Linked DNA regions of Mus musculus: all the other regions are linked to region 1. Evidence: chromatin contacts called from ENCODE Hi-C or POLR2A ChIA-PET data. All regions are on one chromosome and are shown on one strand. The core of a region is the stretch at or near the end of the contact, and the rest is flanking DNA. Distances in the headings are between cores, read along the strand shown. Region 1 holds the start of 9530052C20Rik (RIKEN cDNA 9530052C20 gene). Region 2 holds the start of Lmo4 (LIM domain only 4). Region 3 holds the start of Selenof (selenoprotein F).

The links. A loop is a pair of places that touch in the nucleus more often than their neighbours do. ChIA-PET counts read pairs that join two places held with the same protein, here RNA polymerase II (POLR2A).
Region 2: a map of left cerebral cortex shows a loop between it and region 1 (5-fold over the local background). The contact joins the promoter of Lmo4 here to the promoter of 9530052C20Rik in region 1. A Hi-C loop is called at or near these places in 3 of 37 maps with a recorded cell type or tissue (heart and left cerebral cortex). POLR2A ChIA-PET finds 5 or more read pairs at or near these places in 1 of 5 experiments (Patski).
Region 3: a map of v-Abl transformed pro-B cells shows a loop between it and region 1 (3-fold over the local background). The contact joins the promoter of Selenof here to the promoter of 9530052C20Rik in region 1. A Hi-C loop is called at or near these places in 1 of 37 maps with a recorded cell type or tissue (v-Abl transformed pro-B cells). POLR2A ChIA-PET finds 5 or more read pairs at or near these places in 1 of 5 experiments (Patski).

Annotation. Positions count from the first base shown.
Region 1 is chr3:142,880,767-142,884,004 of GRCm38, forward strand. It overlaps 9530052C20Rik (RIKEN cDNA 9530052C20 gene), which reads left to right and starts at 1,729. Exons shown (of 2, transcript NR_152127.1): 1 at 1,729-2,220. Pkn2 (protein kinase N2) reads right to left here and starts at 1,238. Exons shown (of 22, transcript NM_178654.4): 1 at 845-1,238. The coding sequence starts at 892.
Region 2 is chr3:144,203,187-144,206,513 of GRCm38, forward strand. It overlaps Lmo4 (LIM domain only 4), which reads right to left and starts at 2,069. Exons shown (of 5, transcript NM_010723.3): 1 at 1,634-2,069.
Region 3 is chr3:144,568,988-144,572,107 of GRCm38, forward strand. Selenof (selenoprotein F) reads left to right here and starts at 1,440. Exons shown (of 5, transcript NM_053102.2): 1 at 1,440-1,812. The coding sequence starts at 1,738. Hs2st1 (heparan sulfate 2-O-sulfotransferase 1) reads right to left here and starts at 1,229. Exons shown (of 7, transcript NM_011828.4): 1 at 747-1,229. The coding sequence starts at 870.

The DNA.
Region 1 (3,238 bases), core at 479-2,978:
AGTCTCCTACTCCATAGAGATCTCAAAACAAAAATCGTGGCTTACTTTATTTAGCTGGGAATAGGAAAGAATAATATTGCTTCGACACCGACTACACTAATTACGCCATCTATTTTGTTATCTTCTGCGGACATGTGCTGCCTAACGTTTTCACTTAATGAACAGTTCTCTGGTTTGTAAACAACTTCTGTAGCGCTCTCTCTCTCTCTCTCTCTCTCTCTCTCTCTCTCTTGTGTCCAAACCGGAGGGAAAATGAAAGTCTGGGGCGGTGGGGGGGGGGGGGAAGCATCAATATTTGAACTTCCGGATGTGAGCAGGGAGAGCCATCCGAGGGACCACCTCTCTCTCTCTCACGGAGTTCAAAAGGAAAAGTTGGGAGAGAGACGCGGCCCGCAGATCACGCTACGGGCTCGCGGTCACCTGAAGGCGGCTGGCAGCGCAAGGCCATCACTTCGGAGCGAGCCCTCGGGGGCTCAAGTTCGGGGGGCGCTCTTTGTGCGGTCGGAGGGGAAAGGGAGGGAACCGCCCACAGCCTGGGAGTCATTCAAAGGAGTTAGGGAGCGGGGCTGGGGGGAGGGCGGGGCGGTGACACCCGGAGGGGACCCGAGCGAGTAAGCGGCCCCGCCCGCGGGGACGGGGTCCCGCCGCCCGGTGGCCTCCGAGAGCGCGCGCGGGAGACCGGGTCCCGGGGCGGAGAGGCGGCTCCGGCCTGACACCCCGCGAGTTTCCACACCTAGCGGGCCAGGGGCGCGCCGCGCCGCGCAGCGTCCCCGACCCCGACCCCGCGGCCGCCTTCCCCTCCCGGGTTCCCCGGGCGGCGCTCCCGCAGGGCCGCGGCCCTTACCTGCAGCTCGGTGAGGAGGATCTCCCCCCGGTCGGGGTTGGACGCCATGGCGCTCCGCTCGGGCCTCCGCACCTGAAGGCGCCCAGCGGCGCGGCCGAGGGAGAAGGCGGGACGGGAGAGCCGGGCGGGGGGCGAGGACCGGAGAGAAAGCGGCAGCTAGGGAGTCATGGAGGCGCGGCCCGGCTTGCAGGCGCGGCTCATGGAGAGCGGCGGGGAGCGAGGGCCCTCGCGGCGCGGCTCCCCTCGCCGCCCGCCGCCGCCCGCCGGACTCTGTTCCCTCAGCCGCTCCCTCAGGGCGACGCCGGGAGCCGACTCGGAGCTCTCGGTGCGGGGCGCAGCGGCCGCGGCGGCAGCTCCTCCTGTCGCACCATTTGGCTGTCACCGCGTCGCAAAAGCGGCCGCGCTTGGCGGCTGCCGGCGCACGTGACTGCCGCGGGGCCCCGCCCCCTGCTGGGCGGGCTCTGGGAAGCCAAGGAGGGTTGGCGGGGACCCCAGGGCCAGGCGCGCGGGGCGGGGCGGACTCTGGGCGGGCCCGGATGACAGGGAGGCGAAAGGCCCCGGGCTCGCGTCGCCGGGAGGCGGGAAGTCGAGCGAGCAGACCACACCCACCGCGGCTGCGCTTAACGGCTCTGCGCGAACGCTAGGTCTGGCCTCCGGCCGGCCGCAGATTGAGCCTCGCTTCGGCCCTCCCTGCTGGGGAGCCGCGCCCTCCCGCCCGCCCACCCCGAGCTGTCGCTTCCTCCCTCCCCCACCTGCCGAAGCGTGTCCACCTCTCGCCTTTGGCTCGCGCGACGTCGCCACCAGTAAGGTGCACCGCGAGCCAAACCCGGGCGGAAGAGGCCCTTGGGAGAAGTGGGCGTGGTCAGGGCGCCAGCCTCTGCTCCGAGCAGTCCCCACGGGCTGCCTTTTCCTCGAGCGCTACCCTGAACTCTGTGGTTGGGACTAGAAAACTACTGAGCTCAAAGCTGACTTAGCTCATTTGTTGATTTTTTTTTTTTCAACGTAAGTTTAATGGAAAGAGATGAGGCAGAATCAGCGTCGGGAAGGAGCCAAAGCCGACTTTACTTGGGGAGGTATAAATGAGAACTAACTACTTAGTTGCAGAGTCTACTTAGTAGTGAGCCTTAACTAGCTACTTAGCAGCCTATCGGAATTAGCTACTTAGTAGCACAGTCTACTTAGTAACATAGTGTAACTTGTGGGAAAATGGACTTCTACAAGTAACACTTATGTATCACAAGTATCAACAGATACTTTTTTTGTCTAATCAATGAGTGGACACTCTCGGTAAACGCTTCCCTTGGGGTTCTGAAGATTAAGTGCATCTAATATAGCTGGTTCAAAGCAATGTGGACAAAGTGGTGATGGCTATTTAGGTGAGTATGGCAGGTTTCAGGTGGGTAGCTACAAGTCTGAGAAGCACTTTACCTTTCATGGGACATTGATGCAGGCTCCTGCAGATTTTTCTCCAAGAGTCTCAGAAATCATTGAAGTCAGAAATCATTGAAAATCTAGAGTTCTGTGACTCCGGCTCACAATATACTGGCAAAACTTTTCCGTTCTGTACTTCAAAAGTTTTACTATTTATATGTTTAATGAATTGCCTGGGCTGAAAATGATAAAAGCAACAAGTGCCTTAATTATTAAGTTACATAATCAACTTTAGAATGCGTTTAATGGATGAACACTGTTACTTCGCCAAGTGTCGTCTTAGGAATACTGTTTCACTCTAGAAACTGCTTATAGCTTAAGTGAAATATTTGTAAACACGCATCCAGTTTCATCATACTGCAGAGTGTGAAATACTTTGCTAGAGCTGGAATTGGCTTGTAATTAACCGTTGCTTCAAGAATGGCAGAGCTGTAAATCTGAGACACATTACTTTGTCTTCATACTTACTATAGTGTGAGTAACATTTTTAACTCCTGCTATTAAAATGGAGGCTTATTAATCAAGGAAGCAACAAGGAACTAACAACATTGGGAGAAGCCAAGTTATATGATTACCTTCCCTAGTAACTAACAGAGAGAGTTAGGCCCTGGAGTTATGAGTAGTCTTAAGAAAGAGTCTATAACAAGTAAGTGGGGAGTCCTCTTGAGGAAGCAGTGTTGTGTCCAAAAACACTATTACAATTTTAAATGGTAGGTACAAAGTGGTAGTATGATTTTTACTGTAAAGTATACACAACAAAACTTACCATTTAAAGTGGGTCACTAGATTCCTATTGATATGTTTTTCTTTTTCTTTTTTTATAATTTACTTTTCTCCAGGAAAGAGATGAGAAACTTCATATATACATAACAAGTGGCTAACTATTAAGAAGTATTTGTGCAATGCCAGGTGTGATGGTACACTCCTTGAATCCCAGCAATTGGGAGGCAGCAGCTGGCAGAA
Region 2 (3,327 bases), core at 819-3,318, 1.3 Mb after region 1:
AGCTTAGCTTAAACCGATTAATTTGTTGCCTCCAATCCGGAGTCCAATAAAGTCCTAGTGTTTCTCCAGTCACTTATTCTATAAAAAGATCAAGTTATTTACTGCCAATTAAGCAGCTTGTTTTGTCTTTGTCCTCTGTAAGGCGAGAGTGTGGGCTCTCCCAGGCTCCCAGCTATCTGCTCAAGACATTCAGCTGATACCTCAGAAGGGAGAAGGCGAACTTTGTCTGTCCCTAGCCCAACTTCACTGCTGCAAAGAACCGGGGTGAGGGAACGAAAGAAGGACTCTGGTTCCTTAAATAGGCCGATTTTAAACACATTTCCTCCGAAAGAGTCCCGGAACGTGTGTCCAGTGACCGCACAATAAACCAGAATAAGAACTGCACCAATTAAGCTGTAACAAAACCCTGAGACTCTGGAACCAGGACCGCTCTAAAACCCATTAGCATTGCATTTATCCGAATGCATCATACCTTTATGTAAATTGATTTCTCTGATGCATTTACTCGAGGAATTGCTTTTTGTTACAATTTCAGCCCTGACCCAAATGAATCTGCATTTCCTGCCCTAGGTCTTTAAACTGCCCCCCCCCAACGTTTTAATCGCTCCGAATTCCTTTTTTAAAAGGGAGGGGGAGGGAGGAGATTCCAAGCTGCTCCCCACCCCCATCTTTAGTGAGAGGTAAATATATATGTATATTTTTTTTGAAAAGGAAACATTACACTGAGAAAAGCATCCAGTAACCCCATTAGCTAAAGCTCTTAAGGACAAGCAATACCTTAATGCTGATTAAATCTAAAAGAGATGAATCAAGAGGACTGACCAGAAAGTGACTCCCCTGATAACTAAGGACGGGCCCTCATCAAGTTTCATTTAGAGTTGGAAAAAAAAAAAAAGAAAGCTTTTAAGTTAAATAGGCTTATACTCTAGTAATTACATAGCCAAGCAATTTAGGTCCTGGGATAGTCAGTGAAATAGAAAGCAGAGCTGGCAGCTAGAGGCAAAATCTGCCCCCCTTTAACAACGTCTCTGGTGTTTTTTAATGGAGACCAAGGGAGGGACAAACGTAGCGCTGGCCATTTGTAGTACAAAAATGGATGCTTAATTCATGTCTTGATTTTAATTAGGTGATTCACCGGATTTCTCCTGGATTGGAACAAAAGACTTATAAGCCAAGAGGAATTCTTTTTAAAAGAATCAGCAATGCCAGCTCCTGGTCACTTAGAGCTTTTCGTTCCCTGTTTCAAACAGTGTTGGGGGGGGGGTCTTGACTATCGCCCCCACCCACGCACACACCACTTCTCATCTGAGCAGCCCCTGCCTTTCCTTTAGGAACTGGAACTGCCCCCAGCCCTCTCCAGGGTCCCCACCAGCCCCGTCTCCAAGAAGAACCCTTTTGTAAGCAAGGAACCGCTACAAAGCTGGCGGCCCGGGGCTGCCCTCCTTGCTAGCTCGCAGGCCGGCCTCCGGTAGTTTCAGACTCACGCATTATCTAAGGCGACGTATTGTTTACTTGCAATTTGGGACGGTCAAGGGAAGGAAGCCAAAGAAAACAGCCCCGGCCCCGATCAGTTCCCCCCTCCCTCTCTCCCTCGTCCCCTCCGGGCCCGCGGCGTCCCCAGCCACCCCCTTACCTGCTTCTCCCCTATATTGCAACACTGCGAGAGGCGGCGGCGGCGGCGAAATGCGAGCGGAGCCGCTCGGCTTCCAGGGCAGGGGCGCTGGGGCTGGCGGAGCTGGAGGGAGGGAGGGAGTTCTCGCAGAAGCAGGAAAGGGGAGGAGGGGGCTAAGGGCTGCTTTTTTTTTTTTTTTTTTTTTTAATCGCGTGGCTCTGGGGCGGGTAGAGGGAGCCCCACGCTAAGTGGCAGGCGGCCCGGCGAAGAAGTGTCAAGTCTCAGCCCGAGGGTCCCGGTCCTCAGCCCCCGGCTGCGCGCGAGCAGCTGCAGGCTCCCTCGGCCGGGCCCGCGCGGCGCAGCAGCAGCCACTGCTGCAATCGCGGCTGCAAGTTTGGCAATGTGGCTTCACTTTGTACGCGCCCCCGCCCCCGCCGCGCCCGCGCTCCTCCTCCTCCGCCGCCGCCTTCCTCCCGCCCGCCCGCCCGCTCGGGGCCGCCGGCGGCTCGGCCGAGCTCCCCCCTCCCGCGACCTGCGGCCCGGGAGCGGCGGTGCAGGCTCGGTCCCGCGGCCGGTACGAGGACGCACGGAGTGGGGAGCTGCGGGCCGGCCGGGAGCGCTGGACCGATCGGCTGCCCCGCTGCTGCTGCCCGGCTCGGAGGAGGCGGCGGCGCGGGCCTCTAGCCGGCTCGCTCGCTCCTTCGGCGGCGCTTACACATGTGTTACTGACAGAGCAGAATCCCAACTACTCCCCGGCTCTGCCGCCGACGTCAGCGACCCTCAGCCACTGGGCGGCCGGATTGTTCAGGCGGAATAATAAAACCTGCCAATCCGGGGAAGGACAAAGGGTGACTGAAACGAGACTCGGGGGGCGGGGAGCGAGGCGGGCGGCTGAGCCGGCCGGGCCCGGGAAGGCGGGGGGGGCCCGGGGTCGGGGCACGAGAAGGGACCCGGGTGGCGCGGGGGACGCGGCCAGCGAGCGCGTGCCCAGGCTCAGGACCACACCTGCCTGCCCAGCGCGCGAGGACGCGTGGAGCCCGCCCCCGCAGGGCCTCGGGGATCGCCTTCCCTGGCTCAGAGAACAGACCCTCGGGAAACTTACTTTCCCAGAAATGGGTCTCTTCCTGTTAGGGTAGAGGATTCATTCTGCCGGAGGGAGGTGCAAAAGCGGGTGTTTTGTTTAATTCTTCGGGTTGCAGATTTCAAAACCTTAAGCAAAGTGGGAAGTAGTTCCTACCTAAGTACTGCCAGCTTAACCCCATCTTGCTCCCATTAACCCCAGTGTAAACTGGAAGGAGGAGGCATTTCATAGATGCTTGTCAGTTGCTGGTGAATGCAAATCACACCCTGGTTTTCAGAGATGAAGGAAACTTTATGGGCAAAGCTTTTTGCTCACCATTCTGCTTCAGTGTAGAGGGTGTGATGCTAGCTCCCTCGTAGCCCCCTAAAGCGATGCGAGCATTTGCCAGACCTGCTGCTAGCTCACGACCCTGAAAAAAGACTAGTCGTTTCTTGTACAAACCAAGATTTGAGGAATGCTAGCTAGCTTCAGAGCCTCTTTCCAGGGCCAGAGCTCAGCCTGGATCCTTGAACATCAAGTTATTCAACTTTACTCTGCCAAATAGGTTTAATAAATCTCCGATCTGAGGTTAATACTAGGGTTGATTATTAATAGTAAGTTCCAGAGAGATTTTTCTGTTGGAAATTATCATGGA
Region 3 (3,120 bases), core at 190-2,689, 1.7 Mb after region 1:
ACGCTTTAAGAGACCCATATGGTTCACTCTCCCCACTCTTTTCCTTTCACAAGGTAAACCCTGCAATTCCAAACCCTCAACGTTCCCCTCTTGTACATGCAATCAGCCTAAACTTACGACCCCACTCTGAAGCCCAAATCAACCAGTTTAGCGTCACTCATAAAGAACTTCAGTCCCCCAGATGTCTCCTTTTCGTGCCATCATCGGCTCCGCTGTCCCACACCGCCAGCCTACCAAAGCTGTCAGTTCTAAGGTCCCTTACTGCCCTAGGCTCAGGCATGCCTGCCACTCACTACGGTGAGCCGCTTTCACTCCCCATCATTCCCGGAGTCTCCTTCCATTTCTACCCATCTCCCCGCGACGAATCTCCCCACGACCACCATCCCCAAAGGATCCTGTGCCCAGGTGCCCCTAATTCAAATTCCAGTCCCCATCTCTGCACATGACTGGGGCTTTGCAGAACGATTTGGAAGAGAAGAGAGAGGGAGCGTTTGTGTCCTCCAGCAGCACCAGCTCCAGGCAGACCTGGGTCCCCTCTCTCAGTGAAGGGCCGACGGGGCAGCCCTCTGGCCAGAGACCTCGCGCGTGCAGCTCATCAGCCCAGCTTCCCTCCCCGGTGGCGGGAGCTCGACGTGCCCGGGTCCCAGCTCTCGAGGTTCTCCGAGGCCCCCTGAGGAAGCCCACTTGCTATAGCCGGCAATGCCCACCCGCCAGCCCGGCCCCGGCGCACCGCTCGGCTGCCTCACCTAGCTTCGCCCGGGACTCCTCCAGCTTCTGGATCTGGTTCTCCAAGAAGAGCATCGCCACCGCGAAGGCCACCACCGCCAGCAGCTGCAACTTGGGCGGCATCATAATCCTGAGGAGCCCCATGAAACCCGCCGCTCGCGATCAAGACATACCGCGGGGGGCGGGGAGCGGGGCCCCGAGGGCGACCGAAGCGCCGGGAGGAGACCCCGACCCGGGAGCTGCGCGGACTGCCGCGCCGCAGCGACCCCCTCCTCCTCTCCGGTCTCCCGCCCGCGGGAGCCAGCGCCGGCCGCCTGGTGCACGCTTCTCCCCGGCCCACTCGACGGCCCTGGCGCCCTCCTGCCGCTGCCGCTGCCGCTGCCCCCTGGCTTCGGGACCCCACGGCCGCACGCCCTCTTCCCTCGCTTCCTCCCTTCCCTCCCTCGGTCGCTCGCGGCCGCGCGCTCCTCCGGTGGCGATGCGGCTGCGGCTGCGCCGCCCTCGGCCCGCCCCCTCCCCTCCCCCTCGGCCACCACGCGCACGCCTTGACGCACGCTGCCCGGCAACCAGAGGCTCCACCCCCATCCTCCGGTACAGTGGTGTTCATTGGTCCGAAGAGAGGCCGCTTCTCGCCCTTTCGGTTCGATTTACGGTTGGGTTCCTTGTCACGGGACTCAAGCAAGGCGTTGTCCGATTGGGTAAACTTGGAGGAGGCGGGGCTACTGATGGCCGAGCTGGGGCTTCGTGGATAGCCGATTGAATGTCGTGAATAAGAAGCCCCGGTGTGGGGAGTTTAGGAAAATGCCTAATTTGAATCTCTAAAAGAACCTGAGGACTGTTTAACAATCGATCACTTACAGGCTCCCATGGTCGCCTAACTAACACTCGTCTTTGTGGGATAATAGGCTTGTAGCAGTGGCCTTTCGCGGCGGGTTTCGCGTCAGGCAGTGCAGTGGACGTCCCCGGCACAGGGGTCCTCAGACCCCTGAAGATTGACGGCAGACCGCAGGGATGGCGGCAGGGCAGGGTGGGTGGCTGCGGCCCGCTCTGGGGCTGCGCTTGCTGCTGGCGACTGCGTTTCAAGCGGTGAGTGTGGACCGCCTCTGGGGCTGCCTCAAGGCTGGTCGGAGAGCGCGGATGTGGAAGGGCAAACCCGGGGCCACGCTTGGGAGCCGCCCGTGGAACGGGCTGCCTTAGCGGCCGCTTCCATCCGGAATGAAACGTGGCAGAATTCCAGCCGGAGCTCTAGAGACGATGGTTTCCTCGCTTCAGGCAGCTAGGATCGGTTTTTCAGAGCACAGAGGGTACATAGTCAGTAATGCTTAGAAAGGAGGGACGTTTCTTTGAGTGAGACACAAGTGAATGAAACTACCGCTGCTTACAAACTCCCAAACCTTAAAGGGTTTTGGTCCAGACAAGCGGTTTTCCTCGTTAACCAGACGACACGGGTTCTAAATCTCTGAAAGGAGTTAACCTGGTTTTGACTTACTTAGCTACTCATGAAGCAACTGTATTTTTGGTAAATTCCTCTATGGGAGTTTTCCACCCATATTTACATGTCTTTGTACTTAGGATACTTAAGTGATTTGTCCAAGATTTTGGAAAGTTAAAATTATACCGTAGGTCTCTAAATACTCTGTTCTTCATAGGTCTTATAGTTCACAAACGTTGTCTCTGCTTTTCTTACTTTGTCCAAAGAGTGGATTCTTAGCGTCTTACATTGCAATACAATGTTGTTTTGAAACATCTGGTACTTCAGAAAACACTTAGGGAACATCCCTTTAAACTTTTATACTGGAAACATAAGTAAATTGTTGGCTTTTCCCTCCCATTGTAGTCGTTTGAATGTGTTACCACTACCAAAAGTAACAAAGGAGTAATGTTTTCAAACTATCTTCAAAATCTCAGTAGGCTATGGCTTTGTAAATACCTGCCCCCACCCCCTTGCCAATCAATGTTTTTAAACAATTTAACCATCCTTTATGTTAGTGAAGCAGTTCCCTCATGGATGCACTGTTTGAGCTAGTTGGTGAATTTAACTAAAAACCCAAAGCTACTGTAGTTCTAGTCAGTGCCATTAACAGGGACCGCTCAGTTCTGCTGCTAACTCATCTCCCAGTAAATGACTGACTTCTTTTTCACAGCCGTCTCAGGACAATACTCCAAAAGAGCAGAAGCCTCTTAAGACCTTGCCATGGAGATCACAGATTCCCTCCTGGGAGACAAGGCTAAAAACAGAAAGCCAGATCCTCCCACTGTGTAAATAGATCCAAACTCCATCACATTAGACTTGTCAGAGTAAGTCCCCAGACCACGCCACAGGTGAACAACTCTTCCCAACTCCACAGCCGAATGGGAAGAGTGACAGAATTGCATTGCAAAGAAATGTCAGTA